2 separate regions of the Homo sapiens genome follow, and region 1 is linked to region 2. The links are chromatin loops, found by intact Hi-C in ENCODE. Cell type or tissue: MCF 10A. All regions are shown on one strand. Links, peaks and the distances in the headings refer to the core of each region. The heading gives the core; the rest is flanking DNA. Region 1 overlaps ARHGAP26 (Rho GTPase activating protein 26). Region 2 holds the start of LOC124901100 (a long non-coding RNA gene).

What was found. Hi-C counts contacts between places; a loop is a spot of excess contacts. Peaks named below come from ENCODE experiments on the same cell type or tissue, not always from the same donor. Only the 100,000 strongest peaks of a DNase experiment are listed, where the experiment ranks them.
Region 1: it touches region 2 in a loop (2.4-fold over the local background); 3 of 110 quality-filtered maps call a loop at or near these places.

What each region holds. Positions count from the first base shown.
Region 1 is chr5:143,101,832-143,113,889 of GRCh38, reverse strand. The region is part of intron 17 of ARHGAP26 (Rho GTPase activating protein 26); the gene reads right to left. Among named protein-coding and RNA genes, the nearest start is that of ARHGAP26-IT1, 85 kb to the left of the region's middle. In MCF 10A, for the core only: a CTCF peak has its summit at 7,517 (motif pointing left); a DNase peak (open chromatin) is centred at 7,519.
Region 2 is chr5:143,239,049-143,251,106 of GRCh38, reverse strand. LOC124901100 (a long non-coding RNA gene) reads left to right here and starts at 6,025. Exons shown (of 2, transcript XR_007058982.1): 1 at 6,025-8,110; 2 at 9,095-9,225. In MCF 10A, for the core only: no CTCF peak of the experiment used is centred there; DNase peaks (open chromatin) are centred at 6,566 and 6,956.

The sequences.
Region 1 (12,058 bases), core at 6,054-8,553, 140 kb after region 2:
CAACCTACGCTAAAAAGGCATTCTTCTTCCTCAGAAAATTCAACCCAAAATGAAGTCACCGTAGGGGAAAAATCAGTGGTTATAATAGGAAAAAGAGGGCCTCTCCCTCATTCACTTCACAAATCACTAAATTGGAAGAAGTAAAAACAAAAGAGAGAAAGAGCATTTATGCCTGTGGGAGTGATACTGGACTAAACACTGTTTCTTCCTCTTTCTTGCAGCGGAAAATGGCTGCACACTTGACAAAACTATGAAAATGATGAACTACCCTTAAATATGATGGCATTCCATTTATAGCTGGCTGGCACAGTCAGAGCCGGTTCCTAATAATGAAAGAGTGAGCCCTGTAAGATTGAGAGAGGAGGAGAAATTTTAAAAAGGAGGGAAAAATAGCCAAAATGGGTTCTGTAGTCCAAAAAGGAGATAATTATGGCCATATATGCATTCATCCAGGCTGTACTGCTTTCATTCAAGGATGTCAAAGCTCTGTGAATAACTAGCAAAGTGTTCTCTGCTTCTGGGGAAACACATGGCTACATTTCAGATGGGTAAAGAAGGCTGCTGAGATGTTAAGTACTGCTCAGTATTACTTAGGTCCACTTTAACCTCCACTAACAGAGGCCCACTTGGTACTGAAAATTGTTTAGAGAAAAGGAAAAAGGATTTGTCTTAAAAAAAGACAAGATACCTCTTTGCATATAGCTTGCAATCTAACGCAGAGGTATTCTAAAATCTGAGGGTGTAACTAGCTCTATTTCCACTCATCTTCTCTAATTCAACTCCATTCCCTATTTAAAATCTACCAAAGGCTTCTGACTGTTCTAAATTTCAAGTTGAAACTCTTTAGCATCCAGTATGGTAGCTCCTCAAAAAATTAGACTCAGAATTACCATTGATCCAGCAATTTCACTTCTGGGTATATGTGTAAAATAATTGAAAATGGGATCTCAAAGAAGTATTTGTACACCCATTTTTATTGTAGTATTATTCACAATAGTTAAAATGCAGAAGCAACCCAAATGTCTACTGATGGATGAACAGATAAGCAAAATGTGTTACGTACAAACAATATAGTATTATTCAGCCTTAAACAGGAAGGGAATTCTAGCATATACTATGACATGGATGAATCTTGGGGATATTGTGTTAGGTGACATAAGCCAGTCACAGACAGACAAATGTTGTATGATTCTACTGATATGAGGTACTTAAAGTAGTCAAATTCACAGAGTTGAAAAGTAGAAAGATGGTTGCCAGGGGCCAGATGAAAGGGGAATCGGGAGCTTTTGTTTAATGGATACAGAGCTTCGGTTTTACAAGATTAGTTATGGAGATGGATGGTGTTGGTGACTATACACCACCACTGAACTGTACACTTAAAAATAGTCAAGGTAGTAAAGTTTACATTATATGTATTTTACAGTAACAACAAAAATATATTTTCTTAAAGAAAACCCTTGGCAAAGGACCTACAGGATCCAGCTGACCTCTCAAGGCCCTCCTCTACCCAGTCCCTGTACTCTCCCACCTCTGAGCTAAAATTTTCTTTGGGCCTCAGTTCCTTCCTTCCTAATGCTGATCCCCATTCCTGGGCCACTCTGTAGCCCCTCTCCCTCTTGACTTGGCTCTGTCCTCCTTGCCACTCTTCCTCAAAGTGGTCTTTCTGGACACCTCACTCTAGGTCAGGTCCCTTACTATAATTCTAATTCTTCAATTCTCTTTTCTGGTACTTACTGAATTATAAATATACCACCATTCATGGAATTGACATTTTCTGTCTCCCCTACTTAGCAGAGCTCCAAGAGGACAGGTATGTCATCAGCCTCCCTCACTGCCACACGCCAGTGCCTAGCAGTTTGCGTATCATGTGTTGAATGGAAAACAAAGGAACACATGGATGCTGTGGGAGGCCACCTTCTTCTAAGTGTGTCAAGGCTCAGCTGCACTAGGTACCTGGGTTAAACACGTCACCTACTGCTGTCTTAGAGCCTTTGCCAAGCTGGGGGCAGTTGGGGGACGTGGTTGGCCACAGCAGCTCATCCTGACACAGACAGCATATAATGCACTAGGCGTCTCTCCCTGGACAATCTGGAAGGTATAACAGCCAAAAAAATATTTACGAGGTCTAATAATTATTACATGCATTACCTAATATGCATTGTATAATATAGCATGAGCTCACACTACTATACCAGGATCCTTTCAGTACATTTAATAGCTCTCTAAGACAGTGTCTCCTATCTCTCCTTTTCTTTATCCATTTCTGAAATTCCTTTATTTCCTGCCTGTCTTTTATTATTACTAGGATTTCCATCAACAGTAACAGCAACTAACATGAGCTGAGAACTTACTGTGAGCCAGGGATAACCACTCCCTCAATTATCTCATGTGATCTTTAAAATAACCCTAGGAGGGAAATTCCATTAATATCCCAAATGGAGAGGCTGGAGCTCAGACAAATTCAGAAATCTGTCTAAGGTCACATATCTAGAATTTGAGACCAAAAAGTCTGCAGTCTGATTTCAAATCTACTGCTCTTAAATGCTCTAGTATGAGGCAGAGAGAGAGAGAGACTGACAGACAGAGGGAGAGATACAATACATATCCTGTTATTTTATCTCATTTGCTTCTCTTCTTTTCTACATGGCCTAACCTTAAGGAGATCATGGGTCAAAGAAGAACCTGATTATTTTTACAAGGATAATTTGAAAGCAAACAAGAATATTAGGGTCATCTATGTCCACCAACAGTATAAAATCTCTAAGCTTCTCTACTGGTAAATAAACTAATCTGGGTCATGGGAATTACTAGAACCCAAGAAGAATGATACTTTTGCTGTAAGCTGCCTAGTTTTCCAAAATTAGTCATTTAGAGATTAAATAGGCCAACCTGCATTTTATTTGCCCTACATTGTCTCAGCTACCTGGGATTTGAGAAGTCTCATGCACAGGGAAAACACATTCCTTAGATCCAGGGGTTAACTGATTAGCTTTCACCTATCTCATCCTGGACAGTTTAGGCTTCAGCTAGTAGCTGTATTCTTGGTCCCAGTCCACAGGGTGCAGATGGGGAAGAGCAGCATTCACATATAAAAAGACGTGCAGAGAAGCTGACTCAGAAAGCCTTTCTTCCTGGAAAATTACTTAACTATTTTAAATTACATAACAATTCATTCTAAAGTCCAATGTAATTAACATTTGCAAAGCATTTTATAGTTTATAAAATGCTTCCACATTCATTATCATTGATTTATTGATTAGTTCTCACATCTAGAAAAAGATGCCAGAGGGTAAATAGAGGAGGTTTAAAAGTTGCACATGTGTATGCCAGTCTGGTGTTACCAAGTGCTGCAAATGCCGGTTCCTGTTGTTACTGACATTTCCTTCAACCACACAACCTACTACCTTTAAGCTAACATTGTCCCAAAGTCAAGCAAGCCATGGAGACATTGCTTTGGGACTTTCTACCCAACGAAGAAAGTGCAAGGTGACCCAGCACAAAGGCCAAAACTGCAACATCTATTTTTCAATTACCAACTATTTTTTAGCACCCCTTGTGTGCCAGGGACTGCTTTAAGTGCTGGAGATATACTGGTGAACAAGACAGACTCCTCCAGTTTCCTGCCTTAGAGAAGCTTACATTCTTTTGGAGTAGGACAGGCGATAAGCAAAGAAAATATATGGTGCTATGATGAAACAGCCAGCATGAAAGGGATGGGGAGTATAGAGGAAATGTTTGTAGCTTTAGACTGGTGGTCAAGGACATCTCATGGAGAAGGCATGTCTTGCCAAGCCATGAGGACATCTGGGAAGGGAGCTACAGGCAGAGGAAACAGCAGGTACAAACACCTCGGGGTAAGTACCTGGGTGGCATGCTGGTAATGCCAGTGTACCTGGAGCCCAGAGAGCAAGAGGGCAAGTATCAGGAAAAGTCAGAGACATAATGGACTTGAGGGTGGCAAATCCTGGAAAACTTTGCAGGCCACTGTAAAAGCTTTGTTCTTGACTGAGTGAGATGAAAAGCAATTAGAAAATTCTGATCAGAGGGGTAACAGTATTAGTCATCCTCTCTGTAGACTCGGAAAGGTCTCAACTAAGACCTAAATGCTGAAATTCCATAGGTTGCTTAACATTCAAAGAGAGAGAGATATGGCCGGGTGTGGCGGCTTGCACCTGTAATCCCAGCATTTTGGGAGGCTCAGGTGGGCAGATCATTTGAGGCCAGGAGTTTGAGACCAGCCTGGCCAACATGGCAAAACCCCATCTCTACTAAAAATACAAAATGTGGTGTGCCTGTAGTCCCAGCTACTCGGGAAGCTGAGGCAGAAGAATGGCTTGAACCCAGGAGATGGAGGTTGCAGTGAGCTGAGATCGCACCACTGCACTCCAGCCTGGGTGAGAGCAAGACGCTGTCTAAAAAAAAAAATACAAAAACAAAAACAAACAAAAACCAAAAAGAGATAAGAACTTTACAAGCTAGCATAAAACCCAATAAGAGAATTCAAGACATGTACAAACCAGATTACAGTACTGTTCATATTTAATTAAAATGTGTCAGGCCCTGTGCCTTTGCGCCTATATATCTGTGTTAACCTCATAGGTTTCTGCAGTTGTTGCCCATTTTCCTCTTGGTCATTGTGCTGGAGACCTCTACTGGGAAGCCTGGTGGAAGAACAGAATCTTAGCCAAACCTGAACTGGGGCGTAGAGCAGGTAAGAGCTTCTAGGTGCGAGTTACCTGCTACCCAGCTAATAGCCACCCATGATCAGCACCAATATTAATATTTGTAGAGTCCATTGAATTTCACCATTGTAACAATCTTTAATTAGTTAAAATAAACAGCAGTCTTCTGAAACCAGATCCACATTACTAGCACCATTTTACAGATGAAAGGACAGGGACAAAAGGAGCTAAATCAAAGGTTAAGGGACTGGCCCTTAGCCATGTGGCTTAGCTCCAACAGGAACAGTGGCTCTGGGACCCAGCGCTGAGAGCTTGCGCTGAGAGCTTGTCACTTCCCAAGAGATGTAAATCTCATTGCAGCTTCTATGGACATGACCATAATCCTTTCTGGAAGGACTAAGATTCCAAATCCACAGAAGGGTTCATGGGAAATGTTACAGAGAGATGGACAGACTGATAAAGAAGCATACACTCATGAAATACCCACCCTAGGTAACCTATCTCCTTTTGTGGGGATTTTTTAAATGAGGGAAATAACTCATGTGACTGGCATATTTTTGAAATGGAATGTACTTTCACCCCAAAAAGCAAACAGAAAATTACATTCCCTGCCATAAGTCTGAAAAAACACTGGGAGGCTGAAGTTGAAAACGTTAGCTTTATTTCAAGGGCCAGTCTACCAAAGTGACTGGAATTGACAAACCTATATGTCCTGTCACGGTACTTTTAGATTATGTTTGGATATTTGATTAGAAGACAGAAAAAAAACAGTAATGTATGGTGTCCAGAAAAGTTTATGCTCTTCATGTACAAGAGCTGAGACCCCATGGGAAAGTTCTGGAGGTCAATTCATACGGTAAAAGGTGAAAAACATCCTAGAGCTCTAACATCCATGAAAATTACTGGTATAGTACATCCACATTCCATATGTTTACATGTCTAACGCTAATGAATGGAATCCACTGAAAAAGGAATACAAATCTTCACAATCCATAAAAGTTAGAAACAATCTGAATTGATTACACCTTTATATCCCTCTCCTCCTGAAACTCTGTGGCAACACCTCCTAGCTCCTTGCTGCACTAAATCATTATCTCCTAAAATTTCAATGTAAGTTCAAGCCTAAGGGATACAACAGTTCCTCTTATTTATTCATCCATACAAAATAACAGTGTTTATATATAGTGGTACATGTGAGGATTAGAGTGAACACACAAACCCTTCTGTTATATTTATTGCCTTAATCACAAAAATAGATTTGTCAGGGAATGAAGCCAATAAAGTTCTTACTTCAACACATGCAAAGCAAAACCTGATTTATCCTCCTCAAAGGTGGCACAAAGCTGGAAACTCATTGAATTCTGCTACCATGAAAGCAAATTTTAAAATACAGGGTTGACAACAGAAACCAGAGATCCAAGGTGAGCAAACCAACTATCATTAGGCAGAGAAGAGCAGATCGTGTCTGGTAACAAAGACACCGAACGATTCAGAGTGAAGTCGAGATCTGGGTCCCTGATCCACCCAACATTCACACTCTCAGCAAGAGTCACTCACAAAGCCCAAACCTAAACAGATATTTTTCAAAGGGGAAGTCAAAGTGTTTAATGACAAAGTTCTAAAATGCTTTCTATTGTGCAGGCATCACAGCCTGACATCTTAGTTGCTGTCATCTTGCTTTGCCTGGCTCAACAGAAAAGGTGGGTGAAGAAGGCCAAGCTGATGGCAGCTGAGATAGGGGGAGAAATACAGTGTAGGCTACAGTGGCACTTCAAGGACAGAATGATGCACAATTCCCAGCAGAAAAGCCATCAGTAACTGACTTTAGCAGACCAATCTGGAGAGTATATAAATCTACAGAGATGAAACCACTTAATGAATACCAGATCCTTGAGCAAATCTAAACACCTCATCGTGGCCTATACGATCCAGCCCCTGCCTACTGACCCCTCCAACCTCATGTCATACCACCATGCTCTTATTCACAGAGCTCTAACTACCCTGGCCTTCTGTCTGTTCCTAAACACACCAAGTATGCTCACACCCAATACCGACTGAACACCTATGAGATGCCATGCACCCTTCTGGGCACTGGGATAAAGAAGTGAACGAGACTGACAAGATCCCTGCTTTCATTCCGACGGCAAATAACACACAGATACATCAGTAAAAATGTCAGATTACAGAAGTGCCATGAAGAAATCAAACAGAGGTATATGACAAAACCTAAGAGGACCAACTTAGGTAGGCCAGGAAGGCCTCTCTAGGGAAGAGACCTGTGAGCTGAGCCCATTAATCAAACAGTGCAGTCCAGAAGTCTACAGCCTAGAGGCAGACAACAAATCACACCCTCATACACCTAGGCAATAATAAGTTGTATCTTCAACCACAAGCATCAGCAATGCCTGCCTGAGACCGCTTTAAAATGAAGCCCAGGCTGGGTGCAGTGGCTCATGCCTGTAATCCCAGCACTTTGGAAGGCCGAGGTGGGTGGATCACCTGAGGTCAGGAGTTCGAGAGCAGCCTGACCAACATGGAGAAACCCTGTCTCTACTAAAAATACAAAAATTAGCTGGGCGTGGTGCCACGTGCCTGTAGTCCCAGCTACTCGGGAGGCTGAGGCAGGAGAATCGCCTGAACCCGGGAGGCGGAGGTTGCCATGAGCTGACGTTGCACCACTGCACTCTAGCCTGGGTGACAGATTGAGACATCACCTCAAAAAAAAAAAAAAAAAAAAAAAAGCCCAATGCATTGTATTCCAAAGGAGTTCACTTCCTTTTCCATGGGAATTCTGAAGTCTGTGTCAACAGCTGCTAAGTACAACTGGAAGCTGTGCAATCGTTGCCACCATGTGGTTACCCGCACAATGATGCGAACACCCTGTGGCTTCTGGCTGCTCCTCCTGCCCATCTCTGCAGCCTCAACCCATTTAGGAAGCAGCTCCTCCCAAAAACATGTCACTAATAGATCCCACTGCTCAGTCTTCCATACAGAAGGCCATCTTCCAGAAATTTACATCAAGGAGAAAGCCACACCACAATCCTGTTGCTATGTACCAGCATTTAGCTGGATTATATAAAGAGCTAAGTAATCATTAAGTAAGGGTGGGAAACAAGACAAACAACAAAAGAAAAAGTCACCCTTTAAAAAGACCCTTTGGGCTTGGTAAACTTGTGGGGAGAGGAAGAAACACAGTTCAGGGAGTCCTGCTACTCTGCGAAAAGTCAGGATTCAAATAGTTCATTATAAAAATGACCAAAAAAAAAAATCACTCATACTTGTACTCACCAAAAAAAGTCTCTTCTCTATTTGGCAATGGAAAATAAAAATTGGTACTTAAAAACAAACAGTGAGTGGCTTCAAGAAATGAGTTAATAAATCCTACACGTTACTTTCCCATAACGCCCCGGTGCAGCTACATGTTCTTCAGACTTCTGACGCACTGAAGAGAGGATGCCTACAGCCACGAACCTTGGTGATCAGCAGAATGCACACGTGGCATTTTCAGACATGCAGACAGATGCCACTCCCGCCAGGAACACAGTGCTGCAAGGCTATGAGACCTGTACCAAGGCTATGACACATGTACTTATATACCTGTACACACATGTCCACACACAAACGTCTACCCGGATGCATACCCCTTAAACATATATACACCCACATATGATTCCCACACACAGAAGAAAACTTACGCAATAAAATGCTTCTATCTTCGTTAAGACAGAATCATGTAATGACATTAGCTAATGTCAGTTTGGTCTTTAGGTTAGACCTATTTTTATATTTATTTATTTATTTATTTATTTATTTATTTATTTATTTATTTTTGAGATGGAGCTTCGCTCTTGTTGCCCAGGCTGGAGTGCAATGGCGCAATCTTGGCTCACACAACCTCCGCCTCCCGGGTTCAAGCGATTCTCCTGCCTCAGCCTCCTGAGTAGCTAGGATTACAATCATGTGCCACCATGCCTAGCTAATTTTTTGTATTTTTAGTAGAGACAGGGTTTCTCCATGTTGGTCAAGCTGGTCTCAAACTCCCGACCTCAGGTGATCCGCCCACCTTGGCCTCCCAAAGTGCTGGGATTATAGGCATGAGCCACCACACCCAGCCGATTAGGCCTATTTTTAAATAGCTTACCCTTTACTCTTTCTTTCAGTGCTATCGTTAGGGGGAAAAAAAGATACATGTTTTCTCTTTTATTTTCTGATAAATGAAAGTATTTACTGTGGAATAACTGATACAAAGCACAAAGAAAATAAAAATCACCAGTGATTCTACCATCCAGAAATAACTAAATGTTATTCAATGTTTTAAGGTATACGTGTCACATTCCATGTTTTTTTCAGACACACACACACTCATATTTCAAATCAAGTTGGAATCATACTGCAGACACCTAGTTTTATAACTTGTTTTTTACTGCATTACTATGAACTTTTCAAGTACCATTCATTGTCTCACTCAACATTGTTATGGTGGCACAGTGTTTCACTGTATGGGTATTCGATAATTTAGAAATCTCCCGTTATTGGACAGTCAGATTGTTTCCAATATTTTATTGTTTCCACTAATATTGCAGTGAATCTCTATGTACACAAATATGTGCATATATCTTTCTTTCCCTAGAATAAATTCATAGAAATAGAATTTCTGGATGAAAGGGCATACTTTTTTTGTTTTGTTTTGTTTTTTTGAGACAGGTTCTCACTCTCTCGCCCAGACTGGAGTGCAGTGGTGTGATCTCGGCTCACTGCAACCTCAGCCTCCCAGGCTCAAGCGATTCTCCTGCCTCTGTCTCCCAGGTAGCTGGGATTACAGGTGCGTGCCACTACCTGCAGGGTAATTTTTGTATTTTTAGTAGAGATGGGGTTTCACCATGTTGGTCAGGCTGGTCTCAAACTCCTGACCTCAAATGATCCACCTGCTTCGGCTTCCCAGAGTGCTGGGATTACAGGCGTGAGTCACTGTGCCTAGCCAGCATAAATATTTTTAATAGATATTACCAAACTGTCACCCATGAGATCTATGTCAATTTACATTCCCACCTAGAAAATTTTAATATGCCCATTTCCCTAGGACCTTTATTTTTCCTTTTGGTGCTTTCACTAGCACCAAAATAAGGTATTGCTATTTTGAAAGCTTTTATCTTAAGTTTCATTTCTCTCTTTTTTTTTTTCTCTAGGTCTATCCATGTTGTAACAAATAGCAGGATCTCCTTTTCTAAGGTTGAATAATATTCCATTGTGTGTATATATATATATTTTTATTATACTTTAAGTTCTGGGATACACGTGCAGAATGTGCTGGTTACATAGGTATACATGTGCCATGGTCGTTTGCTGCACCCATCAACCCGTCATCTACATTAGGTATTTCTCCCAAGGTTATCCTCCTCTTCCCCCTACCCCCTGTTAGGTCCCGGTGTATGCTGTGCCCCTCCCTGTGCCCATATGTTCTCACTGTTCAACTCCCACTTACGAGTGAGAACATGCAGTGTTTGGTTTTCTGTTCCTTCTCTTAGTTTGCTGAGAATGGTTTCCAGCTTCATCCATGTCCCTGCAAAGGACATGAACTTATTCTTTTTTATGGCTTCATAGTATTCCATGGTGTATATGTGCCACATTTTTTTTTTTATCCAGTCTAACATTCATGGGCATTTGGGTTGGTTCCAAGTCTTTGCTATTGTGAACAGTGCTGCAATAAACATACGTGTGCATGTGTCTTTACAGTAGAATGATTTATAATCCTTTGGGTATATACCCAGTAATGGGATTGCTGGGTCAGATGGTATTTCTAGCTCTGGATCCTTGAAGAATTGCCACACTGTCTTCCACAATGGTTGAACTAATTTACACTCCCACCAACAGTGTAAAATCGTTCCTATTTCTCCACATCCTCTCCAGCATCTGTTGTTTCCTGACTTTTAAAAGTTTCATTTCTTTGAAGAGTAATGATATTGAACTTTTTCCCATGTCTACTGATCCAGTGACTTTTAAGGTCCCAGGCACAATTAGTCTGCAGCAAAGCAAATCAAAAGAACAGGTAAAGAAGACGACATACCAGGCAAGGATGGCACCTTAGTTCTACATTTTAAAAATTTAATAAAGCTCTACACCTATTAAGGTATCCTTGTGTTTATAATCCATATATCTTTCACAAATTTTCATGGGGAAGAAAAATAGTTGGGAGATGTCAGATCCCCCCTGTGAAGCTGGGCAGACTCCACCAGACTCCACCATGGCACTTGGGAGGCATTATATAAACGTTTGTGGCTACCACAGAGACCAAAAATGGATTGTGCTGCCTCTTCCCTGGTCTATTTCATAGAGGCACTGGGATGCTGTAAGGACAAAGCAAGCAAGGGAGGTGAAAAAAGTACTGAAAATTATCAAGGGCTGTACAAAGCACAATGATAAGGAGAAGGAGGAGGAGAACTAATTTAAACAGAAGTTTCAAAGAGGCAGGATTGGAGTATATGCAGAGAACGTTATTAGTGAAGAATGCTTTGGTAAGAAAGCAAGCTTTCTCCTCTGGTATTTCATGAGCTGTGCAATGAAAGAGTCTCTGTCTCCCTAGAGCCCGGATGGGCGACGCAACAGGCACAGGGGTGTAACCAGGCCACAAAGTCCCAAACGCCAACTTTTAATTGTGTGACCGGCATGGGTCCAGCAGTGATTAGCAGAACCAAGCACTGTTGCTCAAGCTTTATGAGGATCAGCATTCTGAGTTAGGGGAGGAAAAAGATTGCCTCTGATAAGAACTTGTTCTAGGAGAGTCAAACAAGCACCCCTTTTCTGCATGTTTGGGGCCGACACTGAGGTCTTTAATGAAGGGAAACCTCTGAAAGAAATGGAGGTGGCATTTCTAGGAAGACCTGCCAGGGGAGACTCACACTCTGGTACTTGCTAGTGGAACAGACTGAAGTTTATCAGGAGGGAGCCCCAGGCCTGGAAGGCAGGAAGTGAAGAGAAGAGGGAGGGATATCTGGGCTGGAGCAGAGCAGTCTCCCCAGCCAGGCGCGCACTGTACGGGTTCTCTGTGAGATGTAGAGAGGGTCCCTTACTCACGGTCCTGCTGTCTATATCACTCAGAAACAAAACCACCACCAACCTACCCAGTTCCACTTACCACATAGTTTTGAATCATGGAAAAGGCTAGTAATTACTACAAAAAAAACATGCTGCAGGCTCCTGGGGCTCCTGGCTATTGTTTCATGTTCTCCAGACTCCAGTTCTATCAGCGCCACCACAGCCCCTAAGGAAAATAGAACCTGTTGCCATAGTAGCTGCTTCCCCCTTTTTAAGGAAGGCACACTCTAAGCCATTATGGAAGAAAAAAAAAAAAAAAGCTTTTATGTCATATGACGAACTTT
Region 2 (12,058 bases), core at 5,983-8,482:
TATGATCTGGCCTCCCAGAGGGGCTTTTGTGATGGAGAAGCTACAGGGACTGCTCCTGAGACAGTTGAGAGAGGGGCCCACCGGCAGTTACAGGTTCACATGTGTTGATGAGGGATAAGATTCTAAACCTGCCCCTCCTCTGTCACAAAGTTAGATGACTGGGAAACAATCAAATCCCCACTGTATTTCCCATCCCCCCAAAACATCTTTCCCCAGAGTTGCCCTTCCCCTTGGTTAGTTGTAAAGCAAACAGAAAGGCCAGCCTCCCCCATTTCTGCCCATATTCATTATTTTTGTCTTGCTAGGTAATGAACTGCTGAAGTAAGTTACCTGGGACAAGAAGGAAAGGGTGGAGAGGGAAGAAAGTCCTGTACTGTGTTATAAGGTCTATTTTCTGTTGACCACCTGGCCTTAGATGCCTGTTTATAAGCAAGGTCCAGTATCTGAAAGATACAGGTTCAAATCTGAGCTCTATCAGTTACAGACTTTGTGACTCTGGGCAAAAACTCCATGCTTCTGTTTTCTCATCTGTAAAATGGAGATCATTATATCAACTTCATATGGTGCTAGAGTGAAATGAAGACAGTGGTTCTCTCTTCAGTGTTCATGAACCACAGATAAGTTCCTTTCCCACATTTTCACAGTCATAGGATCCAGTAAGGAAGGCCCGAGTGATACTTGCTGGGTCACTGAGCTGGTGATGCCTGGGCTCAGCTCCAGACATGCTGGGTCCCAGGCCTGAGCTTGTGTCTTCAAACTAGGAATACATCAATTACTTAATTATTGCTGGTACAAAACAGGGTCTAAGGAAGGCCAGGCTCAAGAGCACAGTTAAAAAAGAAATCCCCTCCACAGCTGCCCTTGCCCTGGTTGGGGTGGAGGCCAGCAGGCCCCTCATTGCCAGGTAGGAAGCATTAGATACGCCTGATGAGCTAGAAGCTTTCTTTTTTAACAATGAAGTAGAGGCAAGGTGTTCTAACTCCCCGTCCAGAGAAGAGGCAGGAAAGCTAGAACTTGCAGTGAATAGTCCTTTAGTCATTTATAAAGAATCTTCCAAACTATTCCTGGGCCAGGAAAGTCCCTCTATTAGGCTTCTTCAGCAGGACATGGCTAGCTACCTGTCTTGCCAGGGAATTTTCTCATTCATTGTTTAAGTCTGGAGTGGTCAGTGAGAGGAATGGTTTTTTGTCCTACTTTTCTGGTCCAAGGGAAGAGGGCACCTCAGCAATAAGCCTCTTCATGGATGGAGACATCTTTAGGTCACAGCTGAAATGCAGCTCCCCTTTGGAGCAGTCTCTGACCCACCCCCCACACTCTCATGGCACCATGAATATCTCCTTCACAGCTCTCACATCTTTCATTTTTGTTAATTTCTTTATTTGTGCACATTTTACAAATGCAAATAATTCCTTTCATGACTATCTTCTCTACAGGACCATGAGTGTTAACAGAGCAGGAAGAGGGTCTATCTTAATTATAACTCTGTAGCCCCAGGAGTTAGCATATCGCCTGGAACCTGGTAGATGCTAATAAGTGTGTGTTGAATGAGTCTCATGCATGCACCTATGGGTGAATGGATGTGTAACCCAGGCTCTGCTGCTCCTGGTTATAGATAGTTGGGTCAGTCACTTCACTTCTTTGTGCTTCAGCTTCAACAGTCACCAAGGACATGACTTCTGGACTTCTTTGTGATACTAAAATGCTGAGTCAGGGAGGGTAGGGCTAGAAAGGGCTGGAAGCAAGTTAATGTCCATGAGTCAGTCTCCCATAATAAGCAAAAACTGAGGGAGGATTTCCAAGTTTCCAGCTGGCAGTTAGGTTAAAAAGATAAAAAGTGTCATGTTGCAATCTGATTGATTGACTTCAGATATCTTCATATCCTCAGCAAGTTCACAGCCCTCCACCAGGAATCCCCAGTGGGGATTCCTGGCCAAAATCAACCTGGAGGTTTGGTTCAACAGAAGCTGAACAGACATTCTCCTAGAAAGGGAACCAGAGAGAACAAGAAGGGAAATGACATGCACAGTAGGCCTCGCATTAGTCGGAACATCTCTTCTTTTGTGTTTGGGGCACCACCCTCTACCCTCCAAGTCCCTCACTCCTCTCTCTCCTCTCCACCTACCAGTGCTGCTCCAAACACTGTGCTCAAGCCTCAGGAAGGTTCTAGAATCTCTGGACACAGTTTCAGTCCATGGGCTCTGTAGTGAAGATGTGGTCTTGCAGCAGACACAGAGAAATACTTTTTGGTGGCACAACTCAAGGGCGTCATTTCAAACTGGGGGGCTCATGAGTGTCAATTTAAAAAGATCCCCCTCCTTCCTTCTATGAACCATTCCTAGTCCTGAATTTTAACCTGAAATAGACCCATGGTGGCTGTTAGCTAATCTGATAAACTCATCTCTGTCCTCTCTCTGAGTAAGAACAGTTTATGTAGATATTGAAATCAAAATACACTTACCGTATAAACAAACAATTCCATTTTTAATATGTTACAGCTGTGCTTCACGTAAAGTATGAACTGATATGTTCAAGGGCATTCATTGAAACTTTATTGTAATAACAAAAGTTAGAACGGAGCTTAAGTATCCCTCACCATGAAAGTAAATAATTTTACTCCCATGTGATTCACTGCAGTTTTACACAGCCATTAAAAAGTATGAGGCAGGCAGGTCTCTATGTATTGATGTAGAAAAATCTTCAAGAATATTAAAATGAAAAAAAGCAAGACACAGAATAGTGTTGAGAATGGGTTAGCGTTTGTGTAAAAATTAGCATATACTTAGATGCCTGTGGTATATGGGTTGAATTGTGCCCTTCCCAAAATTCAAATGTTGAGATCTTAACCCCTAGTACCTCCAACTGTGATTTTCTTTGGAGATAGGGTGTTTAAAGAGATAATCAAGTTAAAATAGGGTCATTAGGTTGAACCCTAATCCAATAAGACTGGTGTGCTGAATAAAAAGGGAAAATTTGGACAGACAGGTACACAGGGAGAACGCCTTATGAATATGAAGACAGAGATCAAGGTGATGCTTCTACAAGCCAAGGAACTGGCAAAGATTGATAGAAAACCACCAGGAGCTAGGAGAAAGGCATGGAATAAATTCTCCCTCACAATCTTCAGAAGAAACCTACTCAGCCCACACCTGGATCTCAGACTTCCAGCTTTCAGAGCTGTGAGATAATAAATTTCCAGTTTGTGGCACACTGTTACAGCAACCCTAGAAACTAATATAGCATATCTATCTATCTATCTATGTGTCCACCCAACCAACCATCTAACCATCCATTCATCCATCCACCCACCTACCTGCTACCTATCTATCCATCTATCCAACCATCTAACCATCCATCCATCTGCCCACCCGACCACCTACTGTCTATCCATCCATCCATCCATCCATCCATCCATCCAACCATCTAACCATCCATCCATCCATCCACCCATCCACCTACTATCTAGCTATCCATCTACCTACCCACCTACTATCCATCCATCCATCCATCCACCCACCTACTGTCTATCTAGCCAACCATCTAACCATCCATCCATCTAGCCACCACCCACCTACTATCAATCTGTCCATCCATCCATCCATCCAACCATCCATCCATGCAACCATCTAACCATCCATCCATCCACCCACCTACTATCTATCCATCCATCCATCCAGCCATCTAACCATCCATCCATCCAGCCATCTAACCATCCATCCATCCACCCACCCACCTACTATCTATATATCCATCCATCCAACCATCTAACCATCCATCCATCCATCCACCTACCCACCTACTATCTATCTATCAATCAGTCATCATCTATCTATCTATCTATCTATCTATCTATCTATCTATCTATAGATACATCCATACACTTATGTATACACACACACAAAATATTTTTGTGTATATTTGTGTGTATCTGTCAATATAAGATATGGAAAAAAATACACATTTTAAAAAGCCTGGTCAGGCATGGTGGCTCATGTCTGTAATCCCAGCACTTTGGGAGGCTGAGGCAGGCAGATCACTTGAGGCCAGGAGTTCGAGACCAGCAAGGCGAACATGGTGAAACCCTGTCTCTACTAAAAATACAAAAATTAGCCAGGTATGGTGGCATGCGCCTGTAGTCCCAGCTACTCGAGAGGCTGAGGCAGAAGAATCACTTGAATCCAGGAGGCAGAGGTTGCAGTGAGCCAAGATGGCACCACTGCACTCCAGCCTCAGCAACAGAGTGAGACTCTGTCTCAATTAAAAAAAATAAAAATAAAAAAAATTTTAAAAAGCCTGATGATATTGGTTACTTTTAGGAGGAGAACTGAGGAACTGAGATGGGAAAGAGAATTTTCACTACATACTCTTGCATACCTTTTGAGTTTCGTACCCTGTGTGTATGTTACCTCCCTCTGTATTCCTGATTCAAATAATTAACTATATAAGAAAAGAAGGGTAGCCTTCTGGAGACCACAGTGCCCACCCTGAAAACAGTCCTGTCTTCCCAATCTAACCTTAGCATATCAATATGGTTTAACCTCTGGAACCAAGTCTGACCAATTGTGAAGGGCTGCCGCTGGGAGTGTTGTCTTAACTCTGATGCTGAGGCCTCTGCTGGCCTCAGCACAGGAAAGCTCATCCATCAATTAGCATGTCTTCAAGGTGCAGGGAGGGGACTCAAGAACAGGAGGACAAAAATCTGCCAACCCTGACCTATCCCATTATTGGCTCAGGGTGGGAATATCAAGTTGGTTTGGGGGTGTAAAGGGTCATATGCAAGTAATATTCATCTTCATGCAATAGGGAGCCCCGTTATTACAGAGCTCTGCTATAGTCTATGAGTCAGGCAGGTGGCTCTGAAATGTGATACGATGACTCACTGTGTGCAAAGAAGTCCTTTTCTCTTTCTGGAGTAAATGGGCAGATGGATAGCCACTGTGTGAGTCATGAGGCCCGAGGCCCAAATGGCGGTGCAGATGGAGAAAAAATGAGATTCTGTGCAGGAGGCTCTTATCTCATCAAACCATAGGGGTCTGACCCCTGCATGCACCGCACCTGCCAGAATGCACGCATTCCAAGTGGCGGTCTAAGCCCCTGAAGCGGAGGGGGCACTGAGACTTGGCATGACCGTGGCCACCCCAGGACCCTGGCCACCTTCCAGAGTAGAAACGGTCAGAAACTTGGAACAAAACTCAACGTGGAAGAAATTAGAACGAAGGTTGTTGAGTGCCAGGGTCAGTTGAATCCTGGTTCTAAATATCATACGTAAACATGGCTGGGTGTGGAAATAGACACCTAAAGTGTCAGCGTTTTATACTGTTGACAGTTTTCTACTCAGTGGATCCTCTCTCTAAGGGATTATAGCTAGAGCCTTTTAACAAGATCAGTTCTCTCTCTGATTCCACAGGAAAGTAAATTTCTGTAGCCAGCAAATACACAATACAATGTTTTTTTTTATGGCTGAGAGACATCCTTTCAGAGATTTGCTGAGAAAGGGGATAAGAAGGCAGGTAAAGAAAGGAGACAAGTTCTATTGAAAGAAGTTTGAGATAAAGGTGAATTTGGAGCCTTGAATGCCACCTTTCATAGCATCAACCTTCTAGTACTTAGGCAGAATTATGAAGCTACAGCAAAGGGCAGTGCTTCTAGTGTACAGGGCTTGTATTAGTCCGTTCTCACACTGCTAATACAGACATACCAGAGACTGGGTAATTTATAAGGAAAAAGAGGTTTAATGCACTTATAGTTTCACATGGCTGGGGAGGCCTCACAATGATGGCAGAAGGTGAAGAAGGAGCAAAGGCACATCTTACATGGCTTCAGGCAAGAGAGCATGTGTGGGGGAACTCCCATTTATAAAACCATCAGATCTTGTGAAATGTATTCACGATCACAAGAACAACATGGGAAAAACCTGCCGCCATGATTCACTTACTTCCCACCAGGTCCTTCCCACAACATGTGGGGATGGATTATGGGAGCTACAATTCAAGATGAGATTTGGGTTGGGACATGGCCAAACCATATCAGGGCTGCTCTGTGGCATTGTTGGTGCATTATATACACACCCACCCAAGCACTCTTTCCTGAAGAAACACCATGTCCACCTGGGAGTACAGAAGTGAACAGGGCAGAATCCCTGATCTTGAAAAGCATTTAGTGTAAATATATAAACCAACAACCACAAGATGAACTAATAGATTATGATGCAAAAGGCACTGAAAACTTGCTCTGGGAGGAAAGAAGAGGGCATAGGGAGACTTCCTTTCCTGAGAAGGTGACTTTTCAGCTGAATTTGAAGGGTAAGTAGGAATCTTCCAGGTTAAAAAAGGGGGAGAAGAGAAGGTCCAGACCGAGGGAAGATTTTGTTCAAAGGCTCACCAGCAAATGCCTAAGGAGGAGTTAGGGAACCCGTGAGCAGCTTGGGATTCTGGAGGGAGGGGTGTTCATGGCGAGATGAAGCTGGGGAAATGGGCTGGGCCCTTACATGGCAACTCAAGAGTCCACACTCCATCCCTGAGTCACTGGGAGAGGCAACACAGGCTTCATCACGATAGGAGAGTAATCCCATTTCCTGCTTTGGGGCGACTTTGCTCTTAACATGCAGAGGAGCCAGAGGCGGGAGCTGGGAGAAGAGAGACTGTTAGGAGGCTGCTGAAATAGTCCAGGCGAGAGATCTTGAAGCCCTGAACGTCAATATGTGCGGCACGAAGAGGAAGAATCGAATCTGAGCCATTTGGTATTTGCAATGGAAAGGACCTCCTAACAGGAGGGGTGAGATGTGGGAGGAGGATTTCCAGGCTTTTCAGTTGGCTTGTGACACTACCCAAGACAGGAAGAGAGAGTGAAGTGTCGTTTTGGGCATGTTGTTTTGGTAAGGACGTGCCTGTGGGTCATCTAACTGGAGATGTCCAACAGGCAGGCAGAAATGTGGGCGTGGAATCTGGGAGAGAAAACTCTAATGGAATATTTTTCTTATGACACATTCCCGTTAAGCCTTCATTCCTCGGGTTTGGCTAAGGCCACCGTGGACAGATTGGTGGGGGAAGTGCTGTTCTGAGATCCTGGGTGTAGTCTTACAGTCCTAACAGCAAGGCAGCTTTCTTTCCCTGTCTCTGCGTGGGGAACAGAATTTGTGCAGGCTCAAGTGTGCCTGGCAAGAAGGCCAAACTGAAAACACCTTCCACAGCTCTGGGGCCTAACGTTGAATTTCCATCTTCAGCCGCACGTTTTCCAGGTGAGCTTCTCAAGCAGGATAAATTCCTGCAGAAGCACAGAAATCTCAGGAGTCCCAAGGTTCCTAGCAAATTAGAATCTTGAGGTAGGAGAGGAGCCAGGCCCCACCCCAGAAGCCCAGTAGGAACTGGCACCAAGAGAAAATCGACAATAAAAGCAATTGGTGATTTGTGCCATCAGAAGATAGGCTGGCCAGGACAGGTCAAGGAGAATGAGACAAGTTACAGCAAATTTTAATACAATTGCTCTGATTCTAGGTAATTTCAGGATAGCATAATAGAATTATTTTACACTTGAAGATACTTTGGGATGCATGAACATAAAGCCTCTGCCATTTGCACTGTTTCATTTACTGAACACCAATCCTATTAGTTTGCTCTATATTACAGTTATTATCCCCATTTTATGGATGCAGAAAGTGGAGGGCAGACAGGTTAAATGATCTCCCTCAAATCGCCTACCGGGTAAGTGGCATATCTGGGATTTGGAAGCAGCCTGTCTGACTCCAGAGGCTGCCCTCTTAGCCACAGGCTCCACCAGCACGTGTATGTGACTGACACATGTGGATGGCACTTTGTACCGCCAAAAGTACTCTCTTATATTTATGTCCTCCAAATAGACAGAAACAGGGCCAAGATGAAACCTTTAGCCCGAGATGGCTTTTTACAGTGTCCTCTGGGGCTGGAAGGTAGACCCAGTATCCGGTATCCTGCAGTACCTTCCAGGCATGAGCCTAAGAAACAACATCAGAGTGAAGCACACTGGCTTCTGCTTCACACAGGACATGCTTCATAAAGCCTGCGCTTCCTATAAGATCACACCTTCCACCTCAGCCCCTAGTCCTGGGACCAGAGCCACCAAGAGGACCTAAATCAAGGTGAATGAGGGAAGGTTGGTGGCCAGTTACATTTTGCACTATAAAACCCCAAACTTCCCTCTAGCAAATCCCTGTGTTGGTTTTGTATTTGCTTTCTTTTTGGCTTCTAAACTCCTTACAATAGACTCAATGTTCTATTATCATCATTAAGATAAAACAGCAGGTCTCAGTATGTACTGAATACTTTTTTAAAACATAACATCGGACCTACAAAAAAGTTGCTAAAACAGTGAAGAATTCCTGGACAATCTTTACCCAGATACCCCAAAAGTTAGCATTTTACTACATTTGCCTTATCTATCATCTATCTCCCTTTAAATTTTTTCTTTTACCATTTAAGAGTGAATTGGAGACCTGATGCCCTATTCCCTTAAATAGTTATGTACATTTCCTAAAAGCCTGCCTAAAAATTCTGCCTCTCAAAACCACAGTACAATTATCTAAATCACAATGTTAACATTGATGGAACACAATTATCTAGTCTATAATCCTTCCTCAGATTTTGCCAATTGTTCCTATAATGTCCTTTCTAGCCAAAGAAAACCCAGTTACGTGTTGCATTTGCTTGTCATGTCCACGGACATCTAGAATAGTTCCTGAATCTTTTTATTTCATGGCGTTGACATATTTGAAGTGAACAGCCCAGTTATCTTGTAGAATGCCCCTCAATTGGGTCTATCTTTCTTATGGTGAGATTCAGGTTATATGGGGTTTTTTTTTTTCCAGGATTTTTTCAGTTCTTCTCAATGCCTCATAGGAGGGACATGCTGTCAGTTAGACCCATTTAAAGTTGGTGTCTGTTAGGTTTCTCTACCGTACAGCTACTGTTTTATCCCTTGTGATTAATAAGTCTCTTGTGAGGAGATACTTTGAAACTGTGTAAATATCCTATGTGAATCATTCATTGATAATTCTTGATGACTCATATACTTATTATTATGGTTGCCAAATGGTGATATTCTAATTCTGTCATTCCTTCTACAGTTATTAATTGGCTTTCAACCATAAGGAAGAACTTTCTTGTATGCCTTACTTATTTATATCAGCATGGACTCATGAATTCTTATTCAGAAAACCTCAATACTTAATAAAAAAAGATATGTGTCATTAAAGCATCACTCATGTCTGTTGGAATTCTTTAATGTATGTATTTTGATACTCAATTGTCCCAAATGTTTGCCAGACACAATTATTTCATTTAATTCATTAGCGATCAAATTTAAATCATTCAATTCTCAAAACAACTCTATGAGGTGGGGATCCCTCTTGATGTTTCTGCCACACAGGAATTATCTCCTCTCCCCTGCCACACACCTTTTTTTTTTTTTTTTTTTTTTTTTTTGAGACTGAGTCTCCCTCTGTTGCCCAGACTGGAGTGCAGTGGTGCGATCTGGGCTCACTGCAACTTCCGCCTCCCAGGTTCAAGTGGTTCTCCTGCCTCAGCCACATGAGTAGCTGGGATTACGGATGTGCGCCACTACAGCTGGCTAATTTTTTCATATTTTTTACTAGAGATGGGGTTTCACCATGTTGGTTAGGCTGGCCTCAAACTCCTGACCTCAAGTGATCCACCTGCCTTGGCTTCCCAAAGTGTTGGGATTACAGGTGTGAGCTACCGCGCCCGGCACCTCCCTGCGCCATTTTAAAATGAGAAAGACTCAGACAGGATAAATAACCTGTCAGAAAAGCTATGATGAGAATTCAAAGGCCCACTCGAAATCCCATGATTTTTTCCAGAACACATTGCCCCTTTAAGATATTTTTCTTTTGCAGATGGGATACTTAAGCCTATATTCTTTTTTGCCACTTACTCAAATCTATTCAGGACAGAGGAGGTGAAGGAGAAACCGTGGCTTTGTCACTGACAGCCTGTATTTGTAGTGATTTCTGCTTTGGCCAAAAGCCTCCCTGACTCTAATCAGCACTAAAGTTAGGAAGGTGTGTCGATTTAGATCCTGTCAGAATCCCTGCGTGCTTGAAATAGTTTCTGGCAATTGGGTTACTGAAAATCTAATCTTTTAAAGTAAGTGAGTTCATTCCAGTATTTAAAGGAAAAGTTTGGTGAGGTCTTTCATCATATAGCTACCAATTTATGATCTACCTAAATATGGATTTTTCCATATTATGCTTATGTTAATCAAGACACAGTGAAGAAGCTTCTTATTCATACATCTGTGGCACAAGGAAAGTTGCTAACAACAGCATACACAGAACCCAGAAAAGCTTAATATTTAATAAAAAAAGAAATGTGTCTATTAAAGCATCAGTCATGTCTGGATTTGACCCTAAAATGAGTTTTGAGGGTCACCAGCCTCATAATCATCCCAAGTGTCATCAAAAACACAGAATATGGTCAAGGCCAGCACAGACAACATAGTGAGATCTCATCACACACACACACACACACACTGCAGAATTTGGGGCCTCATCCCATGTACACCAAGTCAGGATCTTTGGTTTCAGTAAGCTTCCCAGAGGACGCTAAAAGTCAGTCACTAAGTGAGCTCGGAGGTGGTGGGGCCTCTGACCAAGCCTGGTTCCTGGGGTCTCACAGCTGGCTGTATACTGGCAATGCCAACCTCTGGGCCTCTTGCCCTCAGCAGTTACCAATGGAAAGAGTAATTCTGTGGTTCCCCAAGTGAGGCAACCAGACCTGGAATGGTTAGTGACAGTTCCACTGACCTTGGAGAATGAACTTGTGGTGGCTTCCGTCTCACGGAGCTCCCACCTCCCTCCTGCAGCAAATGGAGCAGCAGAGGGAAGGCATCACTGCCTAAGTACTCTGATGCACAGGACTTGTACAGAGGTCTTGGCAGCTCTAAGCAAGTTTTAAGAAGCTTGTTTGAGGGAGGTGGGGAACAAACTCCTTTTTCTAGATCTGGTGAAAACCAGTGCAAATAAACAAAACCCAGCTGTTGATTCACAGGGCAGAGTACTGCCTGCTCTTGGGAAAGGTGACTCTGCACCTCTCTAGTTCTACACCCACCCCACCCCCGTTCCCACATGCCCACCCTCACTTAGGTGGAAACCAGTCTAGGCTGTATGGAGCCAAGTTCAGGTGTCATCTATCATATTAACACCCAAGTAGACTAAGCAGTGGTGTGCTAGGAGGTGTTTAAAAACGGGCTGGGGCGGGGGCGGGGGTGGGGGTGGGGGTGGTGGTGGAGGGCTGATTTGTAGCACTTGCTGATTTTGGTGGTATAAATAACTCCCACCATAGCCAGTTTCAAGCTGGCTCTGGTGACCTGAGATGAGCCAGTTCCAGCACACCAGGGACTCTAAGTATAAGATTCATCAGCTTCAGCTGGGGCTACCACAGGGATGGGGCAGAGAAGCAGAACTTACTCTGCCGCACAGCGGATGAATGGGGCCAGTGCCACATGGTCAGCTTAGGCCTCCAAGGAAAGAAAATCACCGTCCCTGCCTCTCAAGATTTTCAACCTTTTTCCCCTGGCATTTGAGAGGAGCAATGTGGCAGAGGGCTTGAGATTGTTCACAGTCCTCAGGGCCCTCAGGTTTGCCCTTAATTGAAAACCATTCCAGGTATTACCAAAGGAAAGAGCTTAAAGTAGGCTGAGGGAGTAAGAAGTTGTCATTTCTATTTGGCTCTCCCTGCAACATCCTTGCTGTGTGTGTGTGTTTTAAGAGCAATGGCTAATGTTAATAACAATAAGACATTAAGGTAGTTTGTGGAAATTAGTGGCCAGCCCAACTCCTGCAAGTTTCTAAACCTGTTTTTCCCAACCCTAGCAGGAAAGGGAGGGGGCACAATATCCACACTCCTTCTCTCTCCTGGTGTGAAACCTCAGGGTGGGCACCCCAGTTCTGGAGCTCCAGACTGAGGGTAAAAAGCCCAGAAGCTGAAAACTGTTTCTCTACCTGACCTTGGGCTGCCAGAACCTCTGGCTTTCCCCATTGCCATTTGGGACCTATTATGGCTCTAGAGAG